Regions from separate parts of the Homo sapiens genome. Here region 2 is linked to region 1. A link is a loop called in an ENCODE intact Hi-C map of the cell type or tissue named here. Cell type or tissue: PC-3. All regions are shown on one strand.

Region 1 (8,000 bases):
AGAATTAGTAAAAGCTTATCCACCATGATCAAGTGGGCTTCATCCCTGGGATGCAAGGCTGGTTCAACATATGCAAATCAATAAACATAATCCAGCATATAAACAGAACCAAAGACAAAAACCACATGATTATCTCAATAGATGCAGAAAAGGCCTTTGACAAAATTCAACAATGCTTCAGGCTAAAAACTCTCAATAAATTAGGTATTGATGGGACGTATCTCAAAATAATAAGAGCTATCTATGACAAACCCACAGCCAATATCATACTGAATGGGCAAAAACTGGAAGCATTCCCTTTGAAAACTGGCACAAGACAGGGATGCCCTCTCTCACCACTCCTATTCAAGATAGTGTTGGAAGTTCTGGCCAGGGCAATCAGGCAGGAGAAGGAAATAAAGGGTATTCAATTAGGGAAAGAGGAAGTCAAATTGTCCTTATTTGCAGATGACATGATTGTATATTTAGAAAACCCCATCGTCTCAGCCCAAAATCTCCTTAAGCTGATAAGCAACCTCAGCAGTCTCAGGATGCAAAATCAATGTGCAAAAATCACAAGCATTCTTATACACCAATAACAGACAAACAGAGAGCCAAATCATGAATGAACTCCCATTCACAATTGCTTCAAAGAGAATAAAATACCTAGGAATCCAACTTACAAGGGATGTGAAGGACCTCTTCAAGGAGAACTACAAATCACTGCTCAACGAAATAAAAGAGGACACAAACAAATGGAAGAACATTCCATGCTCATGGATAGGAAGAATTAATATCATGAAAATGGCCATACTTCCCAAGGTTATTTATAGATTCAATGCTATCCCCATCAAGCTACCAATGACTTTCTTCACAGAATTGGAAAAAACTACTTTAAAGTTCATATGGAACCAAAAGAGAGCCCACATTGCCAAGTCAATCCTAAGCCAAAAGAACAAAGCTGGAGGCATCACGCTACCTGACTTCAAACTATACTACAAGGCTACAGTAACCAAAACAGCATGGTACTGGTACCAAAACAGAGATATAGACCAATGGAACAGAACAGAGCCCTCAGAAATAATGCTGCAAATCTACAACCATCTGATCTTTGACACACCTGACAAAAACAAGAAATAGGGAAAGGATTCCCTATTTAATAAATGGTGCTGGGAAAACTGGCTAGCCATATGTAGAAAGCTGAAACTGGATCCCTTCCTTACACCTTATACAAAAATTAATTCAAGATGGATTAAAGACTTAAATGTTAGACCTAAAACCGTAAAAATCCTAGAAGAAAACCTAGGCAATACCATTCAGGACATAGGCATGGGCAAGGACTTCATGTCTAAAACACCAAAAGCAATGGCAACAAAAGCCAAAATTGACGAGTGGGATCTAATTAAACTAAAGAGCTTCTTCACAGCAAAAGAAACTACCATCAGAGTGAACAGGCAACCTACAGAATGGGAGAAAATTTTTGCAATCTACTCATCTGTCAAAGGGCTAATATCCAGTATCTACAAAGAACTCAAACAAATTTACAAGAAAAAAACAACACCATCAAAAAGTGGGCAAAGGATATGAACAGACACTTCTCAAAAGAAGATATTTATGCAGCCAACAGACACATGAAAAAATGCTCATCATCACTGGCCATCAGAGAAATGCAAATCAAAACCACAATGAAATACCATCTCACACCAGTTAGAATGGTGTTCATTAAAAAGTCAGGAAACAACAGGTATGGAGAGGACGTGGAGAAATAGGAACAGTTTTACACTGTTGGTGGGACTGTAAACTAGTTCAACCATTGTGGAAGTCAGTGTGGCAATTCCTCAGGGATCTAGAACTAGAAATACCATTTGACTCAGCCATCCCATTACTGGGTATATACCCAAAGGATTATAAATCATGCTGCTATAAAGACACATGCACACGTATGTTTATTGCGGCATTATTCACAATAGCAAAGACTTGGAACCAACCCAAATGTCCGTCAATGATAGACTGGATTAAGAAAATGTGGCATATACACACCATGGAATACTATGCAGCCATAAAAAAGGATGAGTTAATGTCCTTTGTAGGGACATGGATGAAACTGGAAACCATCATTCTCAGCAAACTATTGCAAGGACAAAAAACCAAACACTGCATGTTCTCACTCATAGGTGGGAATTGAACAATGAGCACACTTGGACACAGGAAGGGTAACATCACATACTGGTGCCTTTCGTGGGGTGGGGGAGAGGGGAGGGATAGCATTAGGAGATACACCTAATGTAAATGACGAGTTAATGGGTGCAGCACACCAACATGGCACATGTATACATATGTAACAAACCTGCAGGCTGTGCACATGTACCCTAGAACTTAAAGTATAATAAATAAATAAGTAAATTACTTCATGAACACAAAAAAAAGAATTAGTAGAAATTCCTAAATTTGCAAAAATTATTAGCACAGTTAAGAGATTTTCCTGGGTGCCTTCAGAAGCCTAGGAACAGGAGTAGATAAAAATGAATAGAAGGGCTCATTCCTGATGTGGAATTTTCAGGATGGTTACAGCAGAAGAGTAAGGGAAGACGATGGAGAAGAAACTGGTCTGAAGAGATATTATCTGTGTTATTTCATTAAAGCAGCAGCAATTTCTCAATAAAAAAGGTATTTGTTAGACATTGAGTCTAATTTACAGATGAACAAAGTTTGAAATAGCAGGTTTTCAAAAGTGGCAAAAGCCTGTAGTACTCTCTGATTCCAGGAATGTTCTTTTCCACTGTACATTGCCTTATGGGAGTGAGTGAATTGGAGGTTTTGGTAATATTGTCATTAAAATTATTACGTTAACAGTGAGATTAATGCAGGTAGTTGGAGTTGGAACCTAAGTAGGCGGGGGTTGACGTGTTGGGGAATATATTAAACGTGAAGAGTAGGTTTTGAGGCAACACAGTAGCAGGAACCCATTATAACACTATCCATACATTATAACACTGTGAATAGAGCAGGAGATCCCACTCTCTGAGTGAATTATTTTGTAAGTGGAGACAAGGTCCAGGATGTGGCCACGACATTGTTACAATGAAATGAAGATGAAAGGCTAGAGAAGCTCCCAATGGAGGAGACTTACAAGTACTAAAGAGATCATCTACTTAGTGTGGAAGTGACACAAGATGATGCCTGGAGATTAGGAAAAGAGTGCAAACCAGGGGCAAGAATCATCAATGACTGTGGAGACAGATAGAAAAGGGGTGTGTGATAAACAAGAAACCACTAGAGAGCAGAAATATACTCCTGCTTTGTCTGGCCTGACCCTCCCATACACCATGAGCTGGCTGGCCCATCAAGGTCAGTAATCATCACTTTTAGATTTTCCTATAAAATCCCAGTCACCTTCCACGTCACTTCTTTCTAACATGCACTTTCTCTGAGCTTATTTCAAGTCTACATTAAAACTCTTGGCTCTATGAGTCTAACCACATCCATAACTGACACCGGACTTGGCTTTTCTCATATTCAAACTTCAGCTTTTTTTTTTTTCCTAATGAACTCTTATTCATGAGGCTGTCTTTTGTGTCCTTCTTGTTTCTTGGGTTAGAAATCCCAGCCATAACTTTTACCCTAAACCACATCCCTGTGTCTTAGAGAGTGGCATATCTGGAAGGCAGGAGCTTCAAAGAACAGCTGGCCTTTCAGTGAAGTGGCAAAACAATATTGGGCTGATTCAGAACAAAGAGTGCCATCTACTGAAAGCCCACTTAGCTGTTTAGTAATTTATTCAGCTGTATGAGTTATCATAAAATAGTCTCAAAATAGCATTGTGAAAAACATGAGATGGGAGAAAAGGACATGAAATGTTATAGCCAGGTAATCCTAAAATGTGGTGGTTAAAGGCGGAAGTCAAGGTCTACCCTTACCCACTGAAAAAAGGGTCTCTGAGATTGTTTTCCTTCCTATGGGATTCTGTGGGAAGTTTCCAATAGACAGTCACCTAGAATAGGGAAATGGCTTTTTATTACTAAAGATGAATATTTAATAATAATCATTTGGAGAATTAAAATAGTTCAAAATGACAAAGTAGACCAAAGTAAACTAGGATAAAACAGAAACAAATTATTATATGGAGGCAAGGAATCCTATTCCTGTATGGCAAGACGATGGTACCTGAATTCATAATGTACAGTGGTCCAAGCAGATTGGTTAGAGAGCAACAACCGCATGCATTTTGCAGGGAATGTCTCTCACCCTGTTGCCACTTTTTTCAGTGCTCCATATGCTAGATTGCAACTACAGATTTAGCCCTTTTGCCCAAAGGCATCTGAACCTGTGAAAAGCCTAGCTGGGGCACTTTCTATTGTTCATTGACAACTTGTCAATTTACTTCCAGGCAAAATAATTCATAAACATGATAAGTAAGGCAGATAAAACAAGAATTCTTTCACACTTTGCAACTTTACTGCAAAAATGGCTTATTTTCCATAAATGTGTGAAATCTCCCCTCTGAATTGTGACTGTGCATTGAACTTTAAAACTGTTTAGAAACAGCACAAGCATTTCACAATTCCTGACTGTAATAAGATGAATGTTAAATATTAAACATGCATTAAAAGTGATAAAATAAAAGATTTTCAAACGTTCACTAGCATCACCATATTTCTCTTTGATTCTCAGAGTTAATAAAAGTTAAGTTTAACAATACTCTCTAAGAGACAAATGTTTAAGCACTATCTTCTAAATTTGACATTTCATATATTTATATTAGCTATTATCAAAACCCTTATGTCAGTTAAAAAAAGATAAACTATATTATTATTAAATTCAAAAGCAGTATGTGGTATGTTAGCATATGTTCATACTGTAATGAAGTGGCTTTTGTTTCTGATATTTATAATCATTCCATTTCTAATGTACTGTTTAAATATTGAAAGCTAATTGTGAATTCTTTTAGGTAAAATATTTTAAGTAGATAATAATTTTGAAATATATTATTCTCTAAGGCAAAGCGGTCTATTTATGTGTAGTTATTTATAAAGTCGTAGTCTTTAATGAAGCCATGTTCCCTGGATTCAATTCCCTGGTAATGGATTAGATTTTAAGCTTCTTGCTTACTGTGATGCCATCCCACAGTTACACTCGGCGGCCTCCTGATTTTTCCCAGGTGAACCTCCATAACACCAAACATCCTAATTTTGGACAGACTGAAAATGAAGGGAAAAACGAATGAGATGGGATCCAAACATACAAGACCAGGTTCAGCTTCCTGGCTTTGTTCTTCTTTTGTGACCTTTGCCCCTTAGACACAGTCTAGATTCCCGACATTTCCAGATAGAGGGTTTGAAGGTCCTATTAGCCTTTTCCCCCTATTTCCCCACATTTTCTTGACTTACTGTAGAATATTTATAAACAGGAACACATATTCATCTGTTACATAACAAATGGCTTTTGGGAAATAAGTGAGAGAACACGAGAAAAGAAATTTCAAAGACTGCAAAAAAAGGGGAGTACAACAAATCTGTGATAAACAAGGGTGCCTCAAAATAGGACACGTTTTGCAGGAGGCAGCGTCGAATAGTAGAAAGAGCCCAGAACTGGGGGGCCAGGGACCTGGGTTCCAATTACGTCACTGGTATTGAAGTTCTGATTCTCGAGGAGTCCATCCAGTTCGGACCTCGGTTTGGATCAGTTTTCCCCTCTTGGGAGAAAGAGGACAGTGCTGGCTGGGCTCCAGATCCCCTACTGATTTTTTTTTTCCTTTTGAACACAGGGATTTCCTGTAAGATTTTAAATGAAGAAAGTCTTCTACTGCTGTATAAAGAAAAAAAAAAGAAGAAGAAAGGTATTTACTGCCAGATCTAAAATTATATTATTATGTGAATAATGTAGTTAGATGATCTAACTTAATTCACAAAATGTTTTTCCAAACAAAATCATGTAGATTACAGATGACTCTTGTGTTTGCTTTAAAACAGGTGATGAATATTATGAAAAACTCCATCACCTGATTTTTGTGTGAACATAGAGAATATACATACCTGTACCAATGAACCTTCATTTTAAATGCTACTTTTTCTACCTGAATTTTTCCAGCATTCTTATCCTATAAGCTGGGGATTGCAGTAGCTTATATGATATTAGAGATTAATAAATCTCTAATTTATTAATCTGTTAGTTTTGTTTTAAAAAATTCTAGTTTTTTTTTTAAACCTAACAGATTAATAAAATAGAGAATGTATTTTTTACATGCTGTGTGATGTTCCAATTTCCACATCTGAGTATCTTGGTTTCATCATACCCAATTCATCATCCTGGCCATTGGCTATATAGAAGCAGGCCTCTTCCTCCCTACCCCAACCCCATTTTATCTAACTGTTACTTCCCACCCTCAATTCGTGGACTGTTTTTCTCCCCTCAGCATGAATGATCATGTAATTTTCCCATGAAACTAAATCTAGTTTATGTGCCCAATTCTCTAATTGTCAAGGTCATTTAAAATTTTGTTATTATTATTTTTAAATATGTTCACCATGTAACTTAATCTGGCATCCTTAGCAAATTAATAAGCACTCTATACACATTGTTACTAAAATTGTTGAAGATTGTCACTTGAAAAACCTTGCAAAGAGAAAGATCAGTAACCTAGGAGTAAATTGTTCAGGATTGTTGGAGAAATAGAGTATTTGTTGTAGAAATTCACCCCAAGCAGATATTGTAAGAAGTTAGAAGAAAAGCAGTGAGTTAAAATTAAGAAAGGCAAATAATAGGGCTCTATAAGAGTCAGGAGTATAAGAACGAGAACAAAAAAAAAAAAAGAGGAAAAATAAAGATATAAACCAAATGTGTATTTTGGCGCTATCAAGATACAGAACTTGTATTGAATATGCAAGTTTAGAATGTATTTGTTTAATTTAAAGCACTTTGTTTCATTTAAATACACAGCAAAGAGACTGCTTAGCACTGGACGTCAATTAATATTCTTCCAAAGGACTGGCAGGAAGCCATGGTGGACGTCTAGTCAGAGACAGTGTGTCACACTACTGTTGACTGTAAAATTAATTACCATTTCTAAACAAGAACTCTGTGATGCATATTCTTCCAGGCAAACTACACTACCCTCCTAGCATTAAAGGTTATAAATAATTATTTTTTCTTAAACGCTCTTTAGAGGAATTACAAGCAAAAACATTAACAGTCTCAAAAATAATGATAAAAAGAACACCCATCTATGGTGGGACAAGTCGACATTGTGAAGACAGGATTGAATATTAAGAAGTGTCACCTACCTAAAGTAAGTGTTAGACATTCGCATGATGGCATCAGCTGCTGATCTAATGCATCTGGAGCTGCCCTGTCACTAAGGCATTGCTAACCAAGGCAGAGACACAGACAAAGCTGCTTCATCATTAATGTCAGTAAAAGGATCTGGAGGAAAAATAGAGAGTCTCTGGAGACCTTGTCTGGACTTTTTGGAGCCTGGACAACAGTCCTTTCCAACAACAGTCTTTTCCAACCCAATAGCAGCTGCAACAAAAGAAAAAAGGAGGGCATTGACTTGAGTTGTCGTTAAGTTCAAAGAGGGAAGAATAGTAGCCTGTGATGAACCTTTATAGTCAGAGTTATTAATAGGGAGTTCTTTTTTATAGCTTTTGAAAATATCACATTTATGAAGAGTGCTAAATTATCCGGGGTTATTGTTTGGCATGTGTTGACTGGTCAGTTTTAAGCTGATAAAATTAAAATCTTTTCTATCTCTGAAGAGGCTAGAAGAGTACAAAATTCCTTTCTCAGGGTTGTAGCATATAGATTTAAAATAGCACTATCAATCTAGGGAAGTACACTTCTGGCTCTTGGTTGGGTACAGATTGGTTCAAGGATCATATTCAATGAGAAGTTATTAATGTTTCAGAGGCAACTAAAAGGACACATAAAATGATGTTCTGCAGGGGTCTGTCTAGGATGGTAATATTTAACATTTTATCAGTGACTTGGATGATAAAATATGGAACATGCTCATAAAGTTTCAC
Region 2 (8,000 bases), 100 kb before region 1:
TCTACGTCTGAACTGAAATTGAACTCTGGCACTTTAGTTCACATGATGTTAGAACAATATAACTTTTTGTTTTGAAGAAGAATGCCTTTAAAAGTCTCATAAATGAGTCCAGCCTGTTCTTGGATATCAAGTAGCCCTTATAAACTCTAGTACCTAAATTCTGTGTCATTGTGAATAAGTAACTACCTAAGAAGCACACATGTACAGATTATGTACCTCAGATTACACACAAGTGTAGAAATAATAAAAATGTATTTGCCCCTTTAAAATCTGGTATTGGAAATTGCAGCAAGAATTGAGGAAAAGAATATTGAAAGACAAAAACAGATTATGATCCAATATAACACATTAATTAATCTAAAAAAAGGAAATTACAATGTTAAGTAAGGCTGGAGATATGTCTAAAGTACAACAAAGATTACTGGAGGAATTTTTTTGTAGTTTTTCTTTAGAAATGTCTATACTTTTAAGTTCCAGGTAGTATAGAACAAAATTTTCATGCGTTTTTCTTTCGTGATCAGTACTAAAATAGTTGTTGTCAAAAGAACTATTGAGTATCCAAAGCATGCAGAAAATATCTCATAAAACAAACTAAAATGAATAAATTTGTATAAGAAAGCTTTTCTCAGGCTTGTCAGGAAAATAATCCAGAGTGACTGTGAACTATAAAAGCTAGACAACTTCTCCAAAATAGCAACAGGCAATGATTTCTTAAGGAAACCCAGAGGAGCTTAAAAAATAAATTCAAGGATCCAGCTTATTTTCACTATTTTTGTGGAGTCTCTTCTCAAAACCAAGAACTGAAGTATGTATTAATAATATGATAATAATTTTACTTAAAGGAAGAACAGAATCTGTTCTCAAATAAGAACTGGACCATATAAATATGGTCTCATTGATATATATTTCAAAACATGTACTACTAGTGATATGGTTTGGCTCTATAGCCCCCCGCCAAATCTCATCTTGAATTGTAGCTCCCATAATTCCCACATGTTGTTTGAGGGACCGGGTGGGAGATAATTGACTCGTGGGGGCAGTTTACCCCATATTGTTCTCATGGTAGTGAATAAGTCTCACGAGATCTGATGGTTATATAAGGGGAAACCCTTTCACTTGGCTCTCATTCTCTCTTGTCTGCCACCATGTAAGATGTGCCTTTCACCTTCTGCCATGATTGTGAGGCCTCCCCAGCCACACCATTAAACCTCTTTTTATTTATAAATTAGTCTCAGATATGTCTTTATCAGGAGTGTGTAAACGAACTAGTACAACTAGATTTCTCTGACATGAAAACCTTGCACATTAGTTTCACTTACTTATATGTGTTAGTGGAAAGCGTGTTAAACAGTAGAATAGAAAAAAAGATTTAAAAGTAGGATTATCAGTGGGGCAGGAAGTTCTGGATCCCAATTCACCTACAAGAGTAGATGTCATATCCAAATATCCAGGTTTGTGGGCCTTAATCCTGCCATGCACTTTCCTCTTAACTTGTTGAATAGTTTAATAAGTATTGTAAGTTAAGTATCATAAATGTGTAAGCCCTGTTTACAATGATAATGTCCTATTTTTGTAGGAAGGAGTTGTCAGTAGAATATACAAATAGTCAGTATTTTGAGACTGCTATGATGGTGTGCTTATCAAGATGAGCCTGGTTTTCACAAAGAATTGACCAGATCTAGAATATTTAGCTCCTGTTACTTAGCCAGTTAATTCTGTATTTTCTCAGATTGTATACTAAGATGAGCATTTTGGCTAAGATGAGCATCAAATTCCTCATTTGATAGTCAAGGTAACGTTACCCAGTTGGCAATATATGAACCATTATTTTGGAAAATATGAACAATTCTGTCCCAAATAAGTTTGATTTGCCTGGTTCCATAGAATTGAAAATTATATCAACTGAACTATGCTTAGTCGCTTAGTGTTCTTGCTCATATATCCTTATTTGGAGATAATCTAAAAAGCCAACAAACAAAACAAAACATTTCCCAACCTCTAATCATGCTGTTTCTCATTGAAAAATCTCTTGGATTCAGTTTTAAAAATAATAGATTAACTAATAATAAAGAAAGTAGTACCTTCCGTTTCAAATCAAGAGCCATTTATCAAATGCTGCGTTTGTCAGGTTCTGTATTCAGGACTTGAAAGAAAAAGATGAGGCTAATATGGTTTCCACCCATGGATACACTATTTTATATTTGGCAGCATGCAATTACATTAGGATAATTCCTGTTTTATCCTCGCTGGGACTCCATGAGATAGATATTATTTCCCCCATTTTATAGAAGATAAAACTGAAATGAAAATATCACTTGCCCAAGTTCACATTTTTACTAGAGCTAATACTATAGCCCATGTATTTTTCTGACTCCCAATTATTTTCTCTTTTGATTATTCAAAAGCATATGTTTTCCCTAATGTTTTTAGTCAAGATAAACCATGTAGATATTTTAGTGCAGAAGTCTTTCTACTCCAAAGTAAGAATTTCTATACCTTGTCTAAATTTCAGTAGCCATTTCAATATCATAGGAGCAGGAAATTATTCAATTCTTGAGAAAATTCATGCACCTGTGGATTTCATCTTTTGTGCCAGATGAATGGGTGAGGTTGGATTTGATTTGCTCCATGACTAAACTCTAAAATTGGGATTTAAAATGGGTCTGTAATCTCACTCTGATTCCATTTCTCCTGTAATGCTGCCTAATGGTTATGCAAGTCTCAGAAACATATTTAAAGTAATAACATGTCCTTTTATCCAATAACATCAAGCTGAGATCTTTTTTGTTCACTTTTGCTAGACCTTTAACCTTTAAAGGTGAGTCAGGCAGCTGCAGAAAGCCTGATCTTAATTTCTGCCCCTGGCAAGACTTTTTCAAGTTCATCTTTTTTCCCTTCTCTCAAAATCTGATGAAAAATGAAATGTCAGGAAACAAGCTCTTGGGCTAAAAAACTTGTGTCTGTCTCTGTGACAGATGTCATTTTGAAAGGTTTCAGGTCACCTGTCCGAAGTGTGCCAGTGTGATCTGCACTCACGTGACTCGACCTCACACCAACATTGAGTTCTGCTTTTAAAAATAGCCTTGAAAAAGAATTAAATGATTTCAAGTCATTGCTTTTTCCACTGTCTTTTAACTCTGATTAATGAGACAAAAAAGGGGGGTAGGGGAGAGAGAGAGAGACTTTTAAAAAGGACAGCTTGACCTCTGGGTGCCCCTGGCAGTGAACCAATCAGCATTCTTGTAATCCAAACACAGATGCCTGGAGCTAAACAAATCCTATACTTGTGAACAAGAATTCAGCTTTCTGTCAAAATACAGTGAAGATCGCACAATAATGCTTTTAACAAAATATCATGAATTAAAATTTAAATGTATGTGATTAATCGAAAAAAATAAAATTAAACAATGTAGAGTTTCAATAGTGGCTCAATTTAGTTGCAAATCTTTCCAGCAAAAATTCATGTGTTTGGAAAAGTCCTGTATCTTAGCTCCACCCTGGACATAACTCCTTAGTATTTTACTTCAGAAGCACCACTGATGTTATTGTACAAATCAGTAGTTTGTAATGACTAATTAATGGGGTTGAACTCTGTTCACTTTCCGGATTAGTTATACAATGTTTGAATTATTTATCACAGTGATTTAAAAAACGTTCCTTTTTTTCTCCTTTTTTCTCCCTTTTCCTTATGGGCTTTTATCATAGTCCAGGCAATTGAATAATTTTTTTAAATAGATAATTTTGTTTCATCAGTTTGAGAGTAATCTTGGGGCTTTGCCCCATAACCAAGAAAATAAAAAATTACAGTTTCAAAGACATGTTTGTTAAATCTGTCACTCTAAACAAGAGGCCAGATTGGGAGAGGTGAGATGACCCATGGATATAAACCCAGAACCTTTAATAGCACAACAGAGATGTTAGCTTTTTCATTTTCTTTGCTTGATTCTTATGTTGGCCCAGCCTTGACTTGAAATGAAGATGCATTTCTTGAAGACGTGCTCATTGTATCCTTGTCTGGAACAAGGTTATTAGTGTGTGTGAAAAACTTGAGGGAGAAAAAAAGAAGCGTAGACCTAGAAGGCAATTAGTTAGCTTGAAATAGAAGTGGCAAGCTGATTTTTGGCAATGATTTGTGAAATATTTGTGAAATTTCTTTACCTTCTACAACGATGTTTTAGACTGGTGCTTCTCAAACTTTAATGCACTCGTGAATTACCTGGATCTTGTCAACATGCAGATTCAGATTCAGTAGGTGTGGGGTGGGGACTGAGTGTCTGCATTTCTAACAGATTGCCAGGTGGGGCAGATGCTACTGAGCCTAAGGTTTTAGGTGACTCTTTTTAACTCTCCACAAGTGTGTCAATTGCCTCAAGATTCCCATATAGTTCTGAGGTTCAAAAAGATTATTTTAAAAACTCCCTTCTGACACATTTTTCCTGTTTATGATCTTTTTCTATGTGTCAGTGACTTGATCTCTTTTAGGAACTTTCTAATTTTAATATAACTGTAGTTACATCATCTCAAAATGACTCTACCTTATGAAGAAAAGATACACATAAAGATGGAAACAATGTCAGGTTTTGTCACCCTTGCTCTTCAGTCGTTAGTTTCTCACTAGGTTTTGGTCTTGGTGAGAGCATTTTGTATTCTACTAGGTAGTCTCATTAGTACTGACACATCTCTTCTTTGCTATACTGCAATCAGAGAGTGTTCATAATCAAAGGTTGAAGGTCTTTATAAGAATGCACTTGGGCTAAGAAGCACCCAGGGGAAAAACAGTTAAAAATAAGAGCAGTCAGAACTATCAGCAGTGTTTAGACCCAGATAACCACAAACATCCTGGAATTTACTTAACCATGTCTGATTTCCCAGTGAGTCATGTTTACAGCTTTAGATGTTAGTTTACTTTTCCTTCATTTTTTTCTTGATCATTCATGCAGTAGAAAGTGGAAACGAAATCTTCCATGGCAATTAAAGTGCCAATACTTGTGCTAGCTATGTGTTCCTGCTACTGATAGGGAGCGATCTGGCCATTAGTCAAACAAAGCTGTACCAATTTTCTCATGCTCATTACCTATTTATAATATGGACATTCTTATGGCATATTATGCAGCTGCTTTAGCAGGGAACTAATGTCAAATGAGAGTGCCCGATTTAGCTTTATCAAGAGAAAATGCACCATATTTAATGCTCAATTTTCATTCTGTGTATGTTAGATATACACGTGATTGCTGAGAATTTTATTCCAGTGTATTCGTAATTGTGTATTCCACTACAAGTTATTTTTGAACTTGATAAAGATTCTTACTTTCTTTTTGGTCAAATGCTAAGATTATTTAACAAGTGGAAAATAATATTTGCTAATTTTCTTAAAAGGCTGAAGGTGTTTTCTGAACTGAGGGTATAGATGATTACTACCTTATATTAGAAGAACCAAACTCTGAGGTTGATTGTCTATCACATAGTAAGGCTTTACGGACTACTATACCATTTCTTCCATAAAAGCCTTCATTTTATGTTGCCAATTTCATCTGGTGAGTCAGCCGGACACTCTGGACACATGATTGTGGATTAGACCCAGAAATATAGATTCCGTTACTGCTATTACACTAGACTCTCAATAACATTACTCTGAATAAGCTTTCTCCTATGAGAAAACCGTTTCAACCTTTTTGATGAATATTGGTGGAAGAAAATAAAATGGGGGACATGGCAGTTGTGAAAAGAGATTTTTTCTGGCTGAAATTAATAATTCTGAGCAGCACTAAAATTAATTACTCTGTAGTTATGAGTAGGCAGTGGATTTATGGTAAATGACAGAGTGTTTGCAAATTTTCCTGACTACTCGATTAGAAAATGCACAAGTGGAGGCGTCAGCCGAGCATGCATTATTTAAGTGGTTGGTGTCTGGCGACAATCTGGAAACTGCAATTGTTGTGGTTGCCGTAGGAAAATTCGCACTTTCTGAGAGAAATTCTTTCACCTTTGTGTGCCCACAGCATGGATCTCTCCTCATGGCAGCTGTAGGAAACACAGGAACTCCGTGACCTGGAAAATGTGGGACAACTGCCACAAGGTGACCCTGGAAGGCTGGGGTAGGCCCAATTAATTTAAAATTTTGCTTGGCCTTGTCTCTTCCAATTTTCTAAATCTTCTGGAAAAATGATTAATGCGTACACTGCCAATGCGAAAATATTTTTGACCCTATTAAAGTCGACCAAGGGTAAACCAAGTGTAGGCTGGCATTGTATCAAACTAGCTTTATTAAATTTGATTGGAGGTTTGTATGAGGAAGGGACAGACAAGGACATTATTTTGCACAGCGGCTCTCTTTTAAATGAAAATATCAAGAGGAATACAAAGTAGCAATATGCCCTGGACAGGAATCATTTTAAATATAGAAAAATACCACCAAGAACTTTGTTTAAAGGGTAAACTGTATTTGCTAGAAAATATTCTGCTATCTTATTGCTATGCTGGTCAATTATCAATGAGGGTGTTTAAATTTATGCAAGGCTTATGGAAGTCTTATATTTCTTTATTTATAGATGAGCTAATTCCACCTTGCTTTCTTTCTCTTGTCTGTTACCAAATTCTACAACTTAAAATAATCTTTCTGCATTTTGAACCTTAGCAGAGCAAGGCTCAATCTTATAGCGTTCCCCCAATGTGTCTATCCCACACAGTTTTCCAATTAATTAATAAAGTGATTAATTTTTTTCCACTTGTTATGTTGTTTTGAGTAAAAATGGCACAATTCTGGCACAATTCCAAAGGATAGAACTTCTCACAGGCACTTCTTCTCCAAGAAAGAGAAAATCATAAGATATAGTGAATGCATAATTCAATTTACGGGTCAACACCTATATTGCACATTTAATGTTTTCCAATAGTTTTCTCAAACCTAGGAGATATTCAACCACATGAATGAGATCATAAAGAGTATATTTTACCCATTAAACATGTGGAAAATATAATACTTTCCTTTATAGTAGGGCTGGATCTTACTGACCTCGATAGAGCTAGTGTATAGTAAATACTTATTCAATGACTGAATGGCAGAAACCACCTGTAACCATCTGTCTTCCAAGGGAAGACTAGAGCTACAGCTGGAATGACAGCTTAGCTAATGGTAATAGCTCAGTGAAGGCTCTAGAATACATGAGTAATTGTTAGTCATTTTAGTCTAGCAAGCATGGATGTGGAGAATAGGTAGTCACAGGAGTAAAAAAAAATCCATGACTTGGGATATTAGCTTTGCCTCAGACTTACTAACTAAAAGACATGAATGAACTATTTATAGGACTTGTCATAGATTGTGTAACTCTTCACCCACGGCTTTCCTCCTCTGCAATGTCTCTTCCTGTAGGAAGGTTATACATTCCTGCACTATTTAACTCAGGCATGCCATTTTGATGTGGTTTAGCCAGCGAAGTATGAGCAGAAGTGAGGTATGTCACTTTCAGGCAGAAGAGTAAAAGCATAGTTGGATTATTCCCTTTTCCCAGTGAATGACCATCAGCAAAGTTCCAGGTAAAGGGCAAAGTGGAGTCAAGTTATAGCTGATTTGTGATAGGCACAACAGTGTGAATGGGAAAAACACTCTTGTTACTGTTAGCCATTGAGATCTGGGATTGTCTATTACCACTACAATACATAGCGTATCCTGACTGACACAGATGTAAACTATATCCTTTTGGCATGAGTTAAAGAATATGGTGTTAATTACAACTCCAAGAGTTTTGAGATGAAATTAGCTCTCATCTTCCTGCTGTCATGCATGGGAACCTGCTTGCTTTCACACCTGTATCTGTTCTTTCCTTGTTAACGGATAGAGCAAACCTGGGACCAATGGCCAAGCCCCTGCCTGTGCTCTGGATCTCATCACCTCTCAAATACTTACAGCCTTTTCTCTGGGAGTTATCTCTTCTCTCCGACAATGCCAATCTGTCCTTTTCTAGTGGGCCATTCATATCTTCCATGGTAAAAACAATTCTTTC

Evidence for each region. A loop is a pair of places that touch in the nucleus more often than their neighbours do. Peaks named below come from ENCODE experiments on the same cell type or tissue, not always from the same donor. Only the 100,000 strongest peaks of a DNase experiment are listed, where the experiment ranks them.
Region 2: it touches region 1 in a loop (4-fold over the local background); 2 of 110 quality-filtered maps call a loop at or near these places.

The regions. Positions count from the first base shown.
Region 1 is chr5:93,088,181-93,096,180 of GRCh38, reverse strand. No RefSeq gene overlaps it. Among named protein-coding and RNA genes, the nearest start is that of LINC02058, 150 kb to the right of the region's middle. In PC-3, a CTCF peak has its summit at 3,706 (motif pointing left); a DNase peak (open chromatin) is centred at 3,680; H3K27ac peaks cover 512 bases.
Region 2 is chr5:93,189,166-93,197,165 of GRCh38, reverse strand. LOC105379083 (a long non-coding RNA gene) reads left to right here and starts at 5,977. Exons shown (of 3, transcript XR_007058869.1): 1 at 5,977-6,095. RefSeq lists an enhancer at 5,519-6,806. In PC-3, no CTCF peak of the experiment used is centred here; DNase peaks (open chromatin) are centred at 4,875 and 7,155; H3K4me3 peaks cover 923 bases; H3K27ac peaks cover 5,074 bases.